2 separate regions of the Homo sapiens genome follow, and region 2 is linked to region 1. A link is an interaction called in ENCODE POLR2A ChIA-PET data of the cell type or tissue named here. Cell type or tissue: Panc1. All regions are shown on one strand. Region 1 overlaps TYW1 (tRNA-yW synthesizing protein 1 homolog). Region 2 overlaps TMEM248 (transmembrane protein 248).

What was found. ChIA-PET counts read pairs that join two places held together with the same protein. Peaks named below come from ENCODE experiments on the same cell type or tissue, not always from the same donor. Only the 100,000 strongest peaks of a DNase experiment are listed, where the experiment ranks them.
Region 2: POLR2A ChIA-PET joins it to region 1 with 11 read pairs; 2 of 35 experiments call an interaction of 5 or more read pairs at or near these places.

What each region holds. Positions count from the first base shown.
Region 1 is chr7:67,039,404-67,047,403 of GRCh38, forward strand. All of the region lies in intron 7 of TYW1 (tRNA-yW synthesizing protein 1 homolog), which reads left to right. Among named protein-coding and RNA genes, the nearest start is that of TYW1, 47 kb to the left of the region's middle. In Panc1, CTCF peaks have their summits at 1,511 (motif pointing right) and 1,724; a DNase peak (open chromatin) is centred at 3,868.
Region 2 is chr7:66,957,552-66,965,551 of GRCh38, forward strand. TMEM248 (transmembrane protein 248) reads left to right here. Exons shown (of 7, transcript NM_017994.5): 7 at 1-1,000. Among named protein-coding and RNA genes, the nearest start is that of SBDS, 34 kb to the right of the region's middle. RefSeq lists a silencer at 6,918-7,118. In Panc1, no CTCF peak of the experiment used is centred here; no DNase peak of the experiment used is centred here.

The DNA.
Region 1 (8,000 bases):
GCCGAGATCCCGCCACTGCACTCCAGCCTGGGTGACAGTGTGAGACTCCGTCTCAAAAAAAAAAAAAAGAATGACAAGTAGATGGAATATGGGTACAAGGTCTGGTCCAGCCAGATTGTAACTTGGTGATCTAAAGGTACAGTTTAACCTTCCCTAGCTTTAATCTCCTTTCCTGAGGAACATAGAGTTGTTGTATATGAAAGTGCTTTATAATCTTGAAAAGCCCGACAGACATTGAAATGAGCATTTTATTATTTTTTTAATTACTTTTTTTTTTTTGAGACAGAGTCTCACTCTGTCATCAGGCTGGGGTGCAGTGGCGCGATCTCGGCTCACTGCAGCCTCTACTCCCTCTTTCAAGTGATTGTTCTGCCTCAGCCTCCTGAGTAGCTGGGACTACAGGTACGTGCCACCACGCCCAGCTAATTTTTGTATTTTTAGTATAGACGGGGTTTCACCGTGTTGGCCAGGATGGTCTTGATCCATTGACCTTGTGATCCACCTGCCTTGGCCTCCCAAAGTCCTGGGATTACAAGCATGAGCCACCATGCCTGGTCTATTTTTTTTTTTTGAGATGGAGTCTCACTGTGTCACCTAGGCTGGAGTGCAGTGGTGCAATCTTGGCTCACTGCAGCCTCCGCCTCCTGGGTTCAAGCAGTTCTCCCATCCCAGCCTCCCGAGTAGCTAGGATTACAGGCATGTGCCACCATGCCTGCCTAATTTTTGTATTTTTTGTAGAGATGGGGTTTTTACCGTGTTGGCCAGGGTAATTTTGAACTCCTGACCTCAAGTGATCCGCCCGCCTTGGCCTCCCAAAGTGCTAGGATAGCCACCGGGCCTGGCCTTGCTTAAACATTTAAAATTTGCTTATACATTTTCTTAGAGTTGGTCATTTGATGTGCTTTCAAGTTTTCTGCTCTTATAATTAACACTGGTCTGAGACCTTTCTTACTTTTGAAAAATGTATGAATGTTTTCCTACATTTACACATTCCCCATATTGATATACTGGGTCAACGTGAATGTGTAATGTTATGACTCTTAATTAAAAATCTGAGTAATTTTCATTGGTGAAATTGTCTGAAAATGATGCATGTGATAGCTGATTGAGAGATTTTTGTATTTTCTACCAGGTTAAGCTTTATTTAAAAGCTTTGTTTAGCAGGGCGCAGTGGCTCATGCCTGTAATCCTAGCTCTTTGGGAAGCCTAGACAAGTGGATCGCTTGAGCTCAGGAGTTTGAGACCAGCCTGGGCAACATGACGAAACCCTATCTCTACGAAAAATACAAAAATTAGCTGGGGGTGATGGTGCGTGCCTATAATCCCAGCTACTGGGAGGCTGAGGTGGGAGGATTGCTTGATCCCAGGAGGCGGAGGTTGTAGTGAGCCGAGATCACGCCACTGCACTCCAGCCTGGGTGACAGAGTGAGACCCTATCTCAAAAAAAAAAAGAAAAAGAATTTAAAAACTTTGTTTATAGTGGGTGAAGAGTTTGGGATAATTTGTGGGTATGTAATTTTCTTTGCTTTTTCATCTTATGGCCATTAGAGGGCACTGGAGAAAACACTAATGAAGATTTCAGACATCCATGTACATTATTTTTTTGAAATGAAATGATTTTGGGCTTTATGAGCTTTAAGCAGCTGGTTTATGATATTTCAGATTTCTCATAAAAATCTCTCATAAAATCATCAGGTCTTTGGGAAAAATACGTGTTTTTTCCCAATTTTGGTATGACACAAAATAAGCTACCAGTTTTCATTTTTCATGATTGTTAGGTTACAGCAGGGTGTTCAAATAGATCTTGTTTTCGATTTCTATGGGATATGGGATACTAAACTTGGCATTGGAGGTTTTTACTGCTTGGCTTTTCTTTTTCTTTTCTTTTTCTGGCATTTTGTTTTTTCTTTTCTTTTTTTTGAGACAGTCTTGCTGTGTTGCCCAGGCTGGAGTGCAGTGGCACAATATCATCTCATGGCAGCCCCCGCCTCCCGGGTTCATGCAATTCTGCCTCAGCCTCCCCAGTAGGTGGGATTATAGCACCCGCCACCACGCCCGGCTAATTTTTGTATTTTTAGTAGAGACAGTGCCTCGCCATGTTGGCCAGGCTGGTCTTGAACTCCTGACCTCAGGTGATCCACCTGCCTCAGCCTCTCGAAGTGCTGGGATTACAGGTGCAAGCCACTGAGCCTGGCTTTTTCTGGCATTTTCTTTGGGGCTGGCTCACACATTCCCCGAATGCTTTCCGCGTGATCATCCATGACACACCACATGAAATTGCCTTAGTTGTTACTGTCGAGGGAAGTAGTACGTGCCAGTGCTTAAGAGTTGGGTCGAAGCACTGTCATTGTAAGACTGGTTTTTGAGTAATACTCACTAACTTTCATGGAGTCATACGTCTCAGCTTGTGTATCTGGACAAATTATTTTACCCCTCTGTGCTTCCGTTTTCTCATTTGTAATGTGGGAGATAACAGTATCTGCCTTATAAAGTTCTTATGTAGATTGAAAAAGTTAATCCAGCCGCATTGTATTTTCTTGTATAGTAGTTAATATATTTTTTATATAATAACATTATATTCTAATTCTATTAGAATTAATGTATAATTATATTAGAATTATATAATTATATTAGAATTAATATATAATTATATTAGAATTATATAATTATATTAGAATTATATAACAATTATATAATTAGAATTAGAATATAATTTTAACTAATTATTCTGATATAATTATATATTATTAGTATAATATATAATTAGAATTAGAATATAATATTAACTAATTATTTCAATATAATTAGAATTAGAATATATTAACTATAATAGTTAATAATTAGCTTATATAAGTATATGTCTTCAAATAGGATAGATTTGGTCCTACCAAAACACCACCTTGGTATTCTACCTCCCTCCCTCTGTAGTACTATTTAAGACTTCTTCTAGGACTGAAGATAATTTGAAGTATGAGAGTGGTTTCTAAGAACTAGAGCACTAAAGTTTGAAACACTGGAATGTTAGGGAGACAGATGGAGATATGGGAGGAATAGGGTGTTAGGGGTGGCATGTTTGGGGAACCCTAAACAGTTTGGTGTGCCTAGAGTTGACTGGGGGTAGGGATATTTGGAGCTGTGACATAGAGAAGGAAGATGGGGTAGGATCCTAGAGGCTTCTCAAGTCCTGCAGTGGAGGGGGCTGAGCTTTCTCCTGAAGGCAGTGGGAGGCAATGTGATTTGATTGAATTGGAGAATGGGTTAGCGGGTGTGGGGAGAGAGGAGAGTTCCAGTGTAGGTTTAAAATATTAGGAGGCCGGGTGCAGTGGCTTATGCCTGTAATCCCAGAGCTTTGGGAGGCTGAGGCTGGTGGATCACCTGAGGTCTGGAGTTCAAGATCAGCCTGGCAAACATGGCGAAACCTCATTTCTACTAAAAATACAAAAGTTAGTGGGATGTGGTGGCACACGCCTGTAATCCCAGCTACTCGGGAGACTGAGGCAGGAGAATCGCTTGAACCTGAGAGATGGAGGTTTCAGTGAGCAGAGATTGTGCCTCTGTACTCCAGCTTAGGCAACAGCCTGAGACAACCCTGTCTCAAAAAATAAAGGAAAAAAGGAGAAATCAAAATACATACTAGATTATCTCACTCAATCCTCACAGTGACCTTGAGATGATCAAACTATTATCATCTGCAATTTACCATTTAACAGATAGCAACTGAGGCTTAGTTTAAGCAATTTGTCCATCGTCAGTTGGCTGGTAAGTTGACAGGCTCAAGCCTGGACTCCATCTGTCTGTGTCACTCCTCTTGGCTGCTTCCCCAGGGAGGAGTGGTTCTCAGAAGAGAAGCTGTAGTGTTTAGAGAACCATGAGTCAGGAGGAGCCTGATAATTTTTATATTGTTTATTTTCTCTTTCTCTTATGTTGTGGTTTGTAAATGTAAAGCCCATTGCTACTTTTTTTTTTTTTTTTCCTGCAGTAAATAAATGTTGCTAAATAATCCCCACAGCAATGTTCTGGCTAAGCAGACAAACACTAACATCAGCATCATTAATTTTGGAAATAAATGGCAAATGCTTGACAGTTACTCACTGGAGAAACATTTCCATTTGCCAGCTATTTAAATTGCAGAAGGATCTCAGTATGTCCAGTTCTGATTATAAATTTCTGTTGGTATTGCAGTGGAATAACAGGAAGCTAGTTTCAGAATTATTTTTAAGGCTTTGGAGTGTTTACTTCACCTAGAAACAAGAGGTGATATCCTTTCAACCCCAATACACTGCCCTTAAACCATCTTGACTCACCATGGTCTCTGTAGCTAGGAGCACTTAGCAATGAGTCCCCATGTTATCTTGTTAAGGTAGGTTATCCAAAATAGAATTACGGTGTCAGAGTAAAGCTCTTGACACGCTTGGGCACGCTGCTTTTCCACCAGTTCAAAAGGCATTTTTAGAACTCAGTATATACAAAAGCTTTGCGTAATGGTGAAAATTGGTCATTTTAAAACTGAACCATGACTAGTGAGTGATATCTTGGAGATTCATTTATTAAAGAAATAGGAATCTAAATGTGGGGTTAAATTGCAGCAAAAGTTATTAAATATTAATAATTTAATTTTTTACTGTGATTCCTTTTCAGTGATATAATTTTTATTAGTTTAGATTAATATTAAAACTCTACTTCATGTATAATTAAGCATGAATAAGAGTTTTTTTTTTTTTTTTTTTGAGATGAAGTCTTGCTTTGTTGCCCAGGTGTGATCTTGGCTCATTGCAACCTCTGCCTGCTAGGTGCAAGTGATTCTTCTGCCTCAGCCTCCTGAATAGCTGCGACCACAAGCGCATGCCACCACGCCTGGCTAATTTTTGTATTTTCAGAAGAGATGGGTTTCATCATGTTGGCCAGGCTGTTCTAGAACTCCTGACCTCAAGTGATCTGCCCGCCTCAGCCTCCCAAAGTGCTGGGATTACAGGTGTGAGCCACCACGTCCGACCTGAGTTTTTAATATTGAAAGTTACCAGGCTTAGAATTAGTTACTAAAAGAAGTATGGTCTAAGTTTCCGGGTCTGGAAATAGCTGTCTGATAGTTTTGAGGCATTTCTTCATTTATTCAACCAACATTTACTGAAGGCCCATCCTGTGCTGGCATGGCTCCAGGCCTAGCCAGGTTGACTGTCTAGAAAAATGACCTCTAGAGAATTTGGGCGTTCTGTAGCCAATCTTCTCTTTTTCTTTTCTTTGAGACAGAGTCTGTTGCCCAGGCTGGAGTGCGGTGGCACCATCTCGGCTCACTGCAACCTCTGCCTCCTGGGTTCAAGTGATTCTCGTGCCTCAGCCTCCCCAGTAGCTGAAATTATAGGCCTTTGCCACCATGCCCGGCTAATTTTTGTATTTTTAGTAGAGATGGGGTTTCACCATGTTGGCCAGACTGGTCTCAAACTGCTGACCTCAGGTTATCCACCCACCTCCACCTCCCAAAGTGCTAGGATTACAGACGTGAGCCACCACACCCGGCCAAGCCAACCTTTTCTATAGGAATTGATAAGAAAAGGAATCACTTGATGGTAAAAAAGGATCAAACAATCAGAAAGACTCTTTCCCAGGAGAAATGTATGTTTTGGTAAGAAAAAGCTTGTTTGTTGTAAAACTCATGTTTGTCAGTTTCCAACTATATAGCATTTTACCTTAAAGTCTTCAGCAAATCAGGTTTTGGCCTTGTTTTTATCCTAGGCAAAATTGGGTGGTACTGTGGTTTCTGGGATGATGGTATCAAAATGAATTAAGTGGTATCGTATGATTTTTTTTTTAAATTTTTTTTATTTTTAGAGACAGGGTCTTGCTTTGTAACCCATGCTAGAGTGCAGTGGTGTGATCATAGCTCACCACAGCCTTGAACTCCTGTGCTCAAGTGATTCTGCCACCTCAGCCTCCCAAGTAGCTCAGATGACAGGCACATGCCACCACACCTGGCTAATTAAAAAAAAATTTTTTTTTTGTAGAGCTGAGATCTCACTATGTTGCCCAGGCTGGTTTCCAATTCCTTGGCTCAACCAGTCTTCCTGCCTTGGCCTCTAAAAGTCCTGGGTTTACAGGCATGAGCCACTGTACCCAACCAGTATCGTATGATATTTAAAACAAAAACAAACAAAAAACATTAGCACCACTGCTTTATTACTATTATTCTGTAAGATTCATGTAGTCCTGTCAGTTTATAAAGAACGTTTTGTGTATTCATTGCCATTTTCATAAGTGCTTAGGAAGTTAGCTCATAATTGCCTTTCCTGGTTGCATGTCAGGCCACTGCAGCTTGGCGAGGACATGAGTTTTCTTTCAAGGCAAGTGTGATGGGTATGGGAGATGGGAGGAGTGGAAGTAGAGGTTGGAGACAGGGAGGCCATTTAGTTTGGCTTTTGCCATTGTCCCTTAGGAGAAATCAAGGCCGTGGACAAGAATGGTGGCATTGTAGATGGAGAGAACAGTTATGTTGGGAAATGAAACCCTAGAACTGTTTTACTGGGCAATGGGCTCACTGCTGGATGTATATAGAAGCCAATACTGTGGCACTGGCTTTTAAAAAAAGAAAGGCTTTATTGGGAGTCGACTGGCAAGGAGATAGGAAGAAACACTCAAATCTGTCTCCCTGAGTTAGAGGCTGGGGCAGGTTTTATAGGCAGAGGGATTAATATGAGGCAGTATAATTAGTGAAGTGTGATCTGATTGGATCTTGCAACGAAGTGAAGCCAGGAGGTGTGATTTGATTGGAGCATGCCGTGAGGTGATGCCAAGACATGATCTGATTGGCGCATGCCCTGAGGTGATGCCGAGGCTTGCTTCTTAATTCTCTCTTTTCCCTGATCCGAGCCCTTTGGTTCTGCTTGTGGTTGACTTTTTAGTTCTGATTGCCTCTGGTATCACGCATTGGGCACACTGGGTTCATCTGTGCTCGAGTTACCTGACCTACAACCTGGGGGTTCGTGGCAACTGAAATACAACTTACTAGTTTACTACACATAATTGAACCAGATTGGGCTAGTTATGTGGTTACAGAACTTGGCCACTCATCTTTAAATGGGATGGTACAGGAGAGGAAGAAATCAAGGTTGGCTGATTCTGGGATCTTATTTATTTCTGTTTAGGCCATGTAACAGCTATAAATGAATAAATACACAAAAATATATGGATCTTACATGGTTGTTATATTGTTACATTCTGGGCAGAGAGTAAACAATGTCTGCACCTAGCAGATTAGAGTTAGAATTTGAATGGTGCATTCAACTCCCTTGCGGAGTGTTATAAACCATTACATTTCTTTTCAGAAACGAAATTACTACTGCATATGGAGGATAGGACTGAGCTGCCTTAGTGGGAAGGAGTGATGAATTTTGTTTGTCCTGAGTGCTCAAGACTTTTAATCATTGCCCTTATGACTGACTCTGGGGTTGCAACACTCACATTTTATAATAGATACTTTCTCTAGTGAAGGGACAGGGACAGTATTCCATGGCCGTCCTTTGGAGTCTGTTCATTTTGTAGGGGACAGAAGTCTCTGTTTAAAACCCCAAGAAGGTGTCTGTGGAGCTTTGGGCATAGTGGTCAGAGGCCAGTGTCATGGACCTCGGTCCAGTTTTGGATTTATCTGGCCTTTGGGTTAAGCAAATAAGCTGGTGATGTTTTGTGGTGACAGAGGCTTTTGAGGGCAAATACTGCCATGTCTTATCAATTTTTTACATGATTTGTAGAGGAATTATAAAGACTTGCTATAGAATTGCTTCAGATAATTTAAATGCTTTCAAGGTTGAGATTTTTTCATTTTGCTTCACCACAAGACTTCTTTATCAAGCTCACACCTTTGCTTTTAGATTAAAAAAAACAAAGCAAACTACTTGGGTAGCTGAGGCGGGAGGGTCGCTTGAGCCCAGGAGTTTGAGACCAGCGTGGGCAACATAGCGAGACTTCATCTCAGAAAACAAAAGGCAAAGGATTCCTTCTATTTTAAACTA
Region 2 (8,000 bases), 82 kb before region 1:
CTAGAAACGTCATTATCATTAGGACCATCAGATTTTAGATTAAGCTGCTATTGAATTAATAAAATCCCAATGAAGCAGAGTTATAGGGATAGATTTATAGCTGGCAGAGTGGTATCAAAGGAGAAAAACAGTGAAAAAGCCAATTTCACTGGTTCGTTCAATCCAGCTTGTTGCTAATATTAGTTACCCTTGTTTTAATGACAGAGAGTGGCTGGAATCTGTAGCTAGGGGAGGGGCAACACTGTTAGATGTGAGGAAAGGAAGTGCCAAAAATGCCTGGACAGATGGCTTGTCCCAAGGCCAGGACACACACTTTAAAATCCAACATTCACCTAAGCAAGTAATTCTTAAAGATCTTACAGAAACGCAGAGTCAATCAGGTTTATAAAGGAAGGCTGAGGGGAGAGAGGAGGCCTGGGGGCCTGGACGAAGAGGCCTAGGACCTGAAGAGACTCCAGCGAGTCTCGGGAAGCCCAGGGGACCTGTCACCATCTGGGCACTTCCCAGGCTCAATGCTCAGCCAGAGTTTGCTGGTGGACCTCAGGATTCGAAGTGTGCAACAGACGGAGTGCGCTTGCTGTTCAGGGCGGCCCCGTGCAGGAGCACCAGCTCACCCTCAGGCATCTCGGACTGGAGGGCCAGCAGAAGGTCAGCAACTTACTCTTAAAACGATTGTTTCGGATCATATTGATCTCTTTCCTTTTTCCTTTTGTCCTTTCACTGTATGACTTGAATCAGTTTTGATTCTATTTGTAAGTGTTTCTTGTCGTGAGGCACCTGCCATGTCTGTTGCGTTTTCCTCGGCAGCGTGTAGGGCTTCAGCTTCCTGGGTTTTCACCCTTCCTGCAGGCACTGTGGGGTCCTGAGGGCCAGTGGGTCCATTTCACCTCTTGCTGCATGATGGTCAGTAGCTGATCTGTTATGGCATTCACTTCCAGATTAATTTTCCGTGTTTGAAGTATGTGCATATGTGCTTTACAGAATAAAACATCTGAATTTATTTGCTCCGCGTCTTCTTCCTCCAGCCGGATGGGTGTTTTCTAAGGGAAGAACGTGTGCGATCAGCAGCTGAGGGTTTTTTGCAAGCTGCTGCTTTGAAATGTCACTTCTCATTTGGACGAGGGGTGGTCATTATTCTGCTGAAGGCAGCCTCACCCAGCACATGCATCTTCCCCCTGAGGGTACAAAACCTCCTGTAGCTTGCTAGACCAACAAGTGCTTGCAGGCCTGACCCTAATCCTGCCCAAGGAAGTAAATAATAAATACCAGCAGGGAGCACTGAATAGACATAGGAGTTCCAAGACACCCCTCTCGGTGACATAAACCCTCAGCATGCACTAAGCCTGTATGCCCAGCCGCAGGTGCCCAGCCCGCTCTGCGGTCTCCTGTTGCAGAGCTCTGGCCCGCTCTAGACCTCCTTTGCCAAGACAGTGCATCCTCTGCAGTTTCCATAGCTAAAGGGAGATCGTATTCACTAATGTGAATCCTTCCCCTTTCCAGCAGCCAGAGGCTCTGTGTCCCTTCCCTTCCCTCCCCAGCAGGTGCTGGGGTCGCAAGGTCAGTCTCATGGTTGAGGAAGGTGCTACTCAATGAGCTCTTTGTTCCTTCTGCCTCCACCTCTCCCTGCCTCCTGCCTGGAACAGGCAAACTCTGCGTGGAGCGCAGTGTTATTTCCTGCTCTCTCCTTGGACTCAAGTATTTGTGTAGGTGGTGATTCCCCTCCATCCCAGTACAGAATACGCCTTGGAGGAGAAGAACTCATGTCTCTCTGCTGTCTTAGCCTGGTAAAACCTGATACGTGCCAGGTTCTCAAGTCAGGTCAGAGGTTTTGCTTTAAAATCATTTCATTTTCCCGGTGGGCCCCCTGTGCTTCCAGTTCCCTCACACTCACGGATCTGTAAGGATTCCCCCAAAAGTGGAATGAACGCACAGACTATAGCACTCCGGAGTCTACTCAAGGTCATTGTGAACTTAGTTGCTGTCTCAAAGAAACATTCTTGCCTGGAGTTCGAGACCAGCCTGGCCAACATAATGAAACCTTGTCTCTACTGAAAATATAAAAATTAGCCGGGCGTGGTGGGGGGTGTCTGTAGTCGCAGCTACTTGGGAGGCTGAGGCCAGAGAATCACTTGAACCTGGGAGGCGGAGGTTGCAGTGAGCTGAGATCACGCCACTGGACTCCAGCCTGGGAAACAGAGCAAGACTTTGTCTCAACAAAATAAGCGTATCCCTGCCCATTTGAGAGCCCACATTGTTTCCACCTCTGAAGACCACGCACACTTCACGTATCACGCTAGTTGTTGATGATGGGAGAACTAGGGTGGTTTGAAAAACTGCAAGAAGAGGCTGGCCATGGTGCTCACACCTGGAGTCCTAGCCCTTGGGGAGGCCAAGGCGGGAGGATCACTTGAGCTAAGGAGTTTGAGACCACCCTGGGCAACCCCGGCTCTGCAAAAAATGCAAAAATTAGCCAGGCGTGGTGGTGGCACATGACTATAGTCCCAGCTACTTGGGAGGCTGAAGTGGGAGGACCACTTGAACCTGGGAAGTCAAGGCTGCACTGAGTTATGATCACACCCCTGTACTCCCTCCTGGACGACAGGCTGAGACCCTGTCTCAAAAAAAAAATGCTAGAAGACTTGGCAGTAAATCATGCTACATCCAAGGGGAAAGAAGCAGGGGTTGAGTTTTGCTGTTGACATTCAGTCTCTTTTCTCCAAATTCTTTTTTCTTTTCTTTCTTTCCTCCTTTACTTCTCTCTCTCTCCTTTCTTTTTTGAGACAGGGCCTCACTCTGTCACCCAGGAGGCTGGAATGCAGTGGTTCAGTCATGGCTCACTGTAACCTTGAACTCCTGGGCTCAAGCAATCCTCCCGCATCTGCCTACTGAGTAGCTGGGACCACAGGTGCACACCACCATGCCTAGATAATTTTTTACATTTTTTTTGTAGAGACAGGGTCTGCTGTATTTCCCAGGCTGGTCTCGAACTCCTGTGCTCAAGCGATTCTCCTACCTTGGCCTCCCCGAAGTGCTGGGATTACAGGCGTGCACCACCACACCTGGTGCCTCCAAACTTTTTTGCTCATTCAATAACATTTCCCAGGATCCTCTTATTGCTGGTCACTCTTCTAAGAGCTGGAGATACAACAGTTCACAGACAGTGCTTGCCCTCTTGGCACTTACCTTCTAGTCATAAGGAGACACAAATACATCATCTGATGGCAGATCATGGGGAGGTGAAGAGGAGCAGGATAGAGAGGATGGACATGATACTTCAGTTGAGGTGCTCACAGAAGGCATCTTGGGGCCAGGCATGGTGGCTCACGCCTATAATCCCGGCACTTTGGGAGGCCGAGGTGGGTGGATCACCTGAGGTCAGGAGTTCGAGACCTGCCTGACCAACATGGCGAAACCCCGTCTCTACTAAAAATACAACAATTAGCTCGGCATGGTGGTGCACATCTGTAATCCCAGCTACTCGGGACGCTGAGGCAGGAGAATCACTTGAACCCGGGAGGCGGAGGTTGCAGTGAGCCAAGATGACGCCATTGTACTCTGCCTGGGCAACAGAGAAAGACCTTGCCTAAAAAAAAGAAAAAAAAAAGACATCTTGGAAGAGGCTCCATTTGTAGATGAACATGGGGAGTTCTGGACCCAGGCACTCCATGTGGAGGCGGCGGGCTGTGCTCCTGGTGCACAGAAGCCATGCTCAGGTGCCCTGGGTCATTGCTAAGTGGAGACTAGGAGTCCTGTAGGGACGTGTCTCCCCATCTGAGGACAGGATTCCCCCAGGCTGCTGCCAGAGGGACCCCAGGGGGTGGTCAGCAGGAGGACGCACAGGGAGACGCTCCTCCAAAGACAGTCCAAGAAGGGAGCTCCCAGAGCTGAAGCACAGCATGGTGGGTGTGAGCTTAGACCCTGACTCCTACAGGCCTGTAACTGTTGCCAAGTGGCTGAGCCTTTTGTTTTGTTTTTGAGACGGAGTCTTGCTCTGTCTGTTGCCTAGGCTGGAGTGCAGTGGCGCGATCTCGGCTCACTGTGACCTCTTCCTGGGTTCCAGCAGTTCTCCTGCCTCAGCCTCCTGAATAGCTGGGATTACAGGCAACTGCCACCACACCCAGCTAATTTTTATATTTTCAGTAGAGACGGAATTTCACTATGATGGCCAGGCTGGTCTTGAACTCCTGACCTCAGGTGATCCACCCGTCTCAGCCTCCCAAAGTGCTGGGATTGCAGGCATGAGCCACCGCGTCTGCGTCTCTGCGTCTATCTGTGGCTGAGCCTCTTGTGCCTCAGTTCCCTCATCTGTAAAACAAGGATGGTGGGACTCATTTTAATGTGGTGAGGATTCAGCACGTCAACACAGTGTGTGGCACACAGTGAATGTTTATTTATTTATTTTTAGAGATAGAGTTTCATTCTGTTGCCCAGGCTGGAGTGCAGTGGCACGATCATAGCTCACTGCAGCCTCGACCTCCCAGCCTCAAGTAGTCTTCCTGCCTCAGCCTTCCGAGTAGCTGAGATTACATCCAGGCACCATCACGTCCAGCTAAGTTTTTTATTATAATTATTTTTTAGAGGCAGGGTCTCGTATTACCCAGGCTGGAGTGCACTGGTGTGATCACAGTCACAGCTCACTGTAATCTCAATCTCCTGGGCTCAAGCGATCCTCCTGCCTCGGTCTCCTGAGCAGCTGGGACTACTGGTGTGCAACACTGAGCCCAACTAACTTTTTTTTTTTTTTGAGACAGAGTCTTGTTCTGTCGCCCAGGCTGGAGTGCAGTGGCACAATCTCAGCTCACTGCAACCTCCACCTCCCTGGTTCAAGTGATTCATCCTTCCTCATCCTCCTGAGTAGCTGGGATTACAGGCACACGCCACCACGCCCGGCTAATTCTTGTATTTTTAGTAGAGACGGGTTTCACCATGTTGGTCAGGCTGGTCTCAAACTCCTGACCTCATGATCCGCCCGCCTCCGCCTCCTAAAGTGCTGGGATTACAGGCGCAACTAATTTTTTAAAGAATTTTTTGGCTGGGCATGGTGGCTCACACCTGTAATCCCAGCACTTTGGGAGGTCAAGGTGGGCAGATCACTTGAGCCCAGTAGTTTGAGACCAGCCTGGCCAACATGCAAAACCCCGTTACTAGAAAAAATAAAAAAAATGAGCTAAGCATGGAGACGCACACCTGTAGTCCCACCTCCCTGGGCGGTTGAGGTGTGAAGATCATCTAAACCCGGGCGATCCAGGCTCCAGTGAGCTATGATTGTGCTACTGCACTCCAGCCTGGGTGACAGAGTGAGATCCTGTCTAAAAAAAAAAGAAGTATTTTTTGGTAGAGATGCAGTTTCGCAGGCTGTTCTCAAACTCCTGGCCTCAAGCAATCCTGTCACCTAAGCCTCCCAAAGTGCCGGAATTACAGGAAATGGTAAGTGGAGGTGTCCGAGAATGCAGCTGGTGTGTCAACCTTGGTTACCCTTTGGAGAGGAGAGTTCACCAAGCAAAGAGAATCTTCCCTAAGCCCTAGTCCTTCATCACCGTGATGCTATCTGTGCTGTGGCTTCTTAACATTCGTTGTGGGGGTATGAGAACCAGTCTCTGAAAGGATGTGTATGTAACAGAAACAAGTTTCACTACATGATAATCACCCTCACTGCATAGGACACACACTGACACGTTTCCATTTAGTCTCTTTTCGTTTAACTAAAACACAGGGCGTGACCAGTACATTGATCGCATGGCCCACAAATGGAAGGCAGCCTGCAGTTTCAAGACACTGATCTAGAAAAAATCTTTTACAGCTGGGAGAGTTCTGACTCTGAATGCCAACATGCTAGCTATCAAGAATTTTGTCTTTTTATTTTTATTTTTTATTTTTTTGAGATGGAGTCTCGCTCTGTTGCCCAGGCTTGAGTGCAATGGCACAATCTCAGCTCACTGCAACCTCCACCTCCTGGTTCAAACAATTATCCTGCCTCAGCCTCCCAAGTAGCTGGGATTACAGGTCCCCACCACCATGCCCGGCTAATTTTTGTATTTTTAGTAGAGACGGGGTTTTGCCATATTGGCCAGGCTGGTCTCAAACTCCTGACCTCAGGTGATCTGCCCACCTTGGCTTCCCAAAGTGCTGGGATTCCAGACGCGAGCCACCACACGCAGCTCCTTTTTTTTTTTTTTTTTGAGACGGAGTTTCACTCTTGTTGCCTAGGCTGGAGTGCAATGGCCCGGTCTTGGCTCACTGCAACCTCCGCCTCCCTGGTTCAAGCGATTCTCCTGTCTCAGCCTCCCAAGTAGCTGGGATTACAGGTGCACGCCACCACACCTGGCTAATTTTTGTATTTTTAGTAGAGACGGCGTTTCACCATGTTGGTCAGGCTGGTCTTGAACTCCTCACCTCAGGCAATCTGCCCACCTTGGCCTCCCAAAGTGCCGGGATTACAGGTGTGAGCCACTGCACCCAGCCCTTTTTTGAGACAGTCTTGCTCTGTCACCCAGGCTGGAGTGCAATGGCGCGATCTCAGCTCACTGCAACCTCCACCTTCTGGGCTCAAGCGATTTTCCTGCCTCAGCCTCCCGAGTAGCTGAGATTACAGGCGCCTGTCACCATGCCCAGCTAATTTTTTTTTTTTTTTTTTTGTATTTTTAGTAGAGACAGGGTTTCGCCATATTGGCCAGGCTGGTCTCAAACTTCTAACCTCAAGTGATCTGCCCCCGTCGGCCTCCCAAAGTGCTGGGATTACAGGCGTGAGCCACCGCAGCAGCTGGGGCTGGTTGAGATTCTAAAGAAAGAAACACTAACTGCCAGGGTGATCAGGCCAGAACATTTATTAGGGGAATTTACTTAGGAGGGCTGCAGTGATCCTCACAACAGTGAGAGAAAAGGGAGGTTCTACCTAGGTATGTCTTCAGTGAGGGGCTCAGGGACAGGAATTTTTATGAGAGTATGAGAAATTTGGCTCAGGACCAGTTTTTTTTTTTTTTTCCAGTGTTTCGAGCAACAATCTAGATGCCTTTATCAGTGTCTGAGAATGTTCAAGGGAACATTCTGCTGGGAAGATCCTGCAGCTGCCTGGGTCACAGCATGGTGAAGGCATGCTGATGTTTAGTCAGGATGCAGGCTCCTTTAAAAAAAAAAATTCTAAAAAAGATATCCCTTAGCAAACTAAACGCAGGAACAGGAAACCAAATACCGCATGTTCTTGATTATAAGTGGGAGCTAAATGATGAGAACACATGGACACATAGAGGGAAACAACACGCACTGGGGCCTATTAGAGGGCGGAGAGTGGAAGGAGGGAGAGGATCAGGAGAAACAACTAATGGGTACTAGGCTTAATACCTGGGTGATGAAATAACCCCCATGACACAAGTGTACCTACGTAACAAACCTGAACCTGTACCCTTGACCTTGAAAGTTAAGAAAAATTTGGGCCAGGTGCGGAGGCTCATGCCTGTAATCCTAGCACTTTCAGAGGCCGAGGAGGGTGGATCACGAGGTCAAGAGATTGAGACCATCCTGGCCAACATGGTGAAACCCCATCTCTACTAAAAATACAAAAATTAGGGCCAGGCACGGTGGCTCAAACCTGTAATCCCAGCGCTTTGGGAGGCCGAGGCGGGCGGATCACGAGGTCAGGAGATCGAGACCATCCTGGCTAATGCAGTGAAACCCCGTCTCTACTAAAAATACAAAAAAATTAGCCAGGCGTAGTGGCGGGCGCCTGTAGTCCCAGCTACTCTGGAGGCTGAGGCAGGAGAATGGCTTGAACCCGGGAGGCGGAGCTTGCAATGAGCCGAGATCTCGCCACTGCACTCCAGCCTGGGTGACAGAGCAAGACTCCATCTCAAAAAAAAACAAACAAAAAAAACCAAAAATTGACTGGGTGGTGGTGGTGCATGCCTGTAGTCCCAGCTACTCAGGAGGCTGAGGCAGGAGAATCACTTGAGCCTGGGAGGTGAAGGTTGCAGTGAGCCGAGTGTGCCACTGCACTCCAGCCTGGT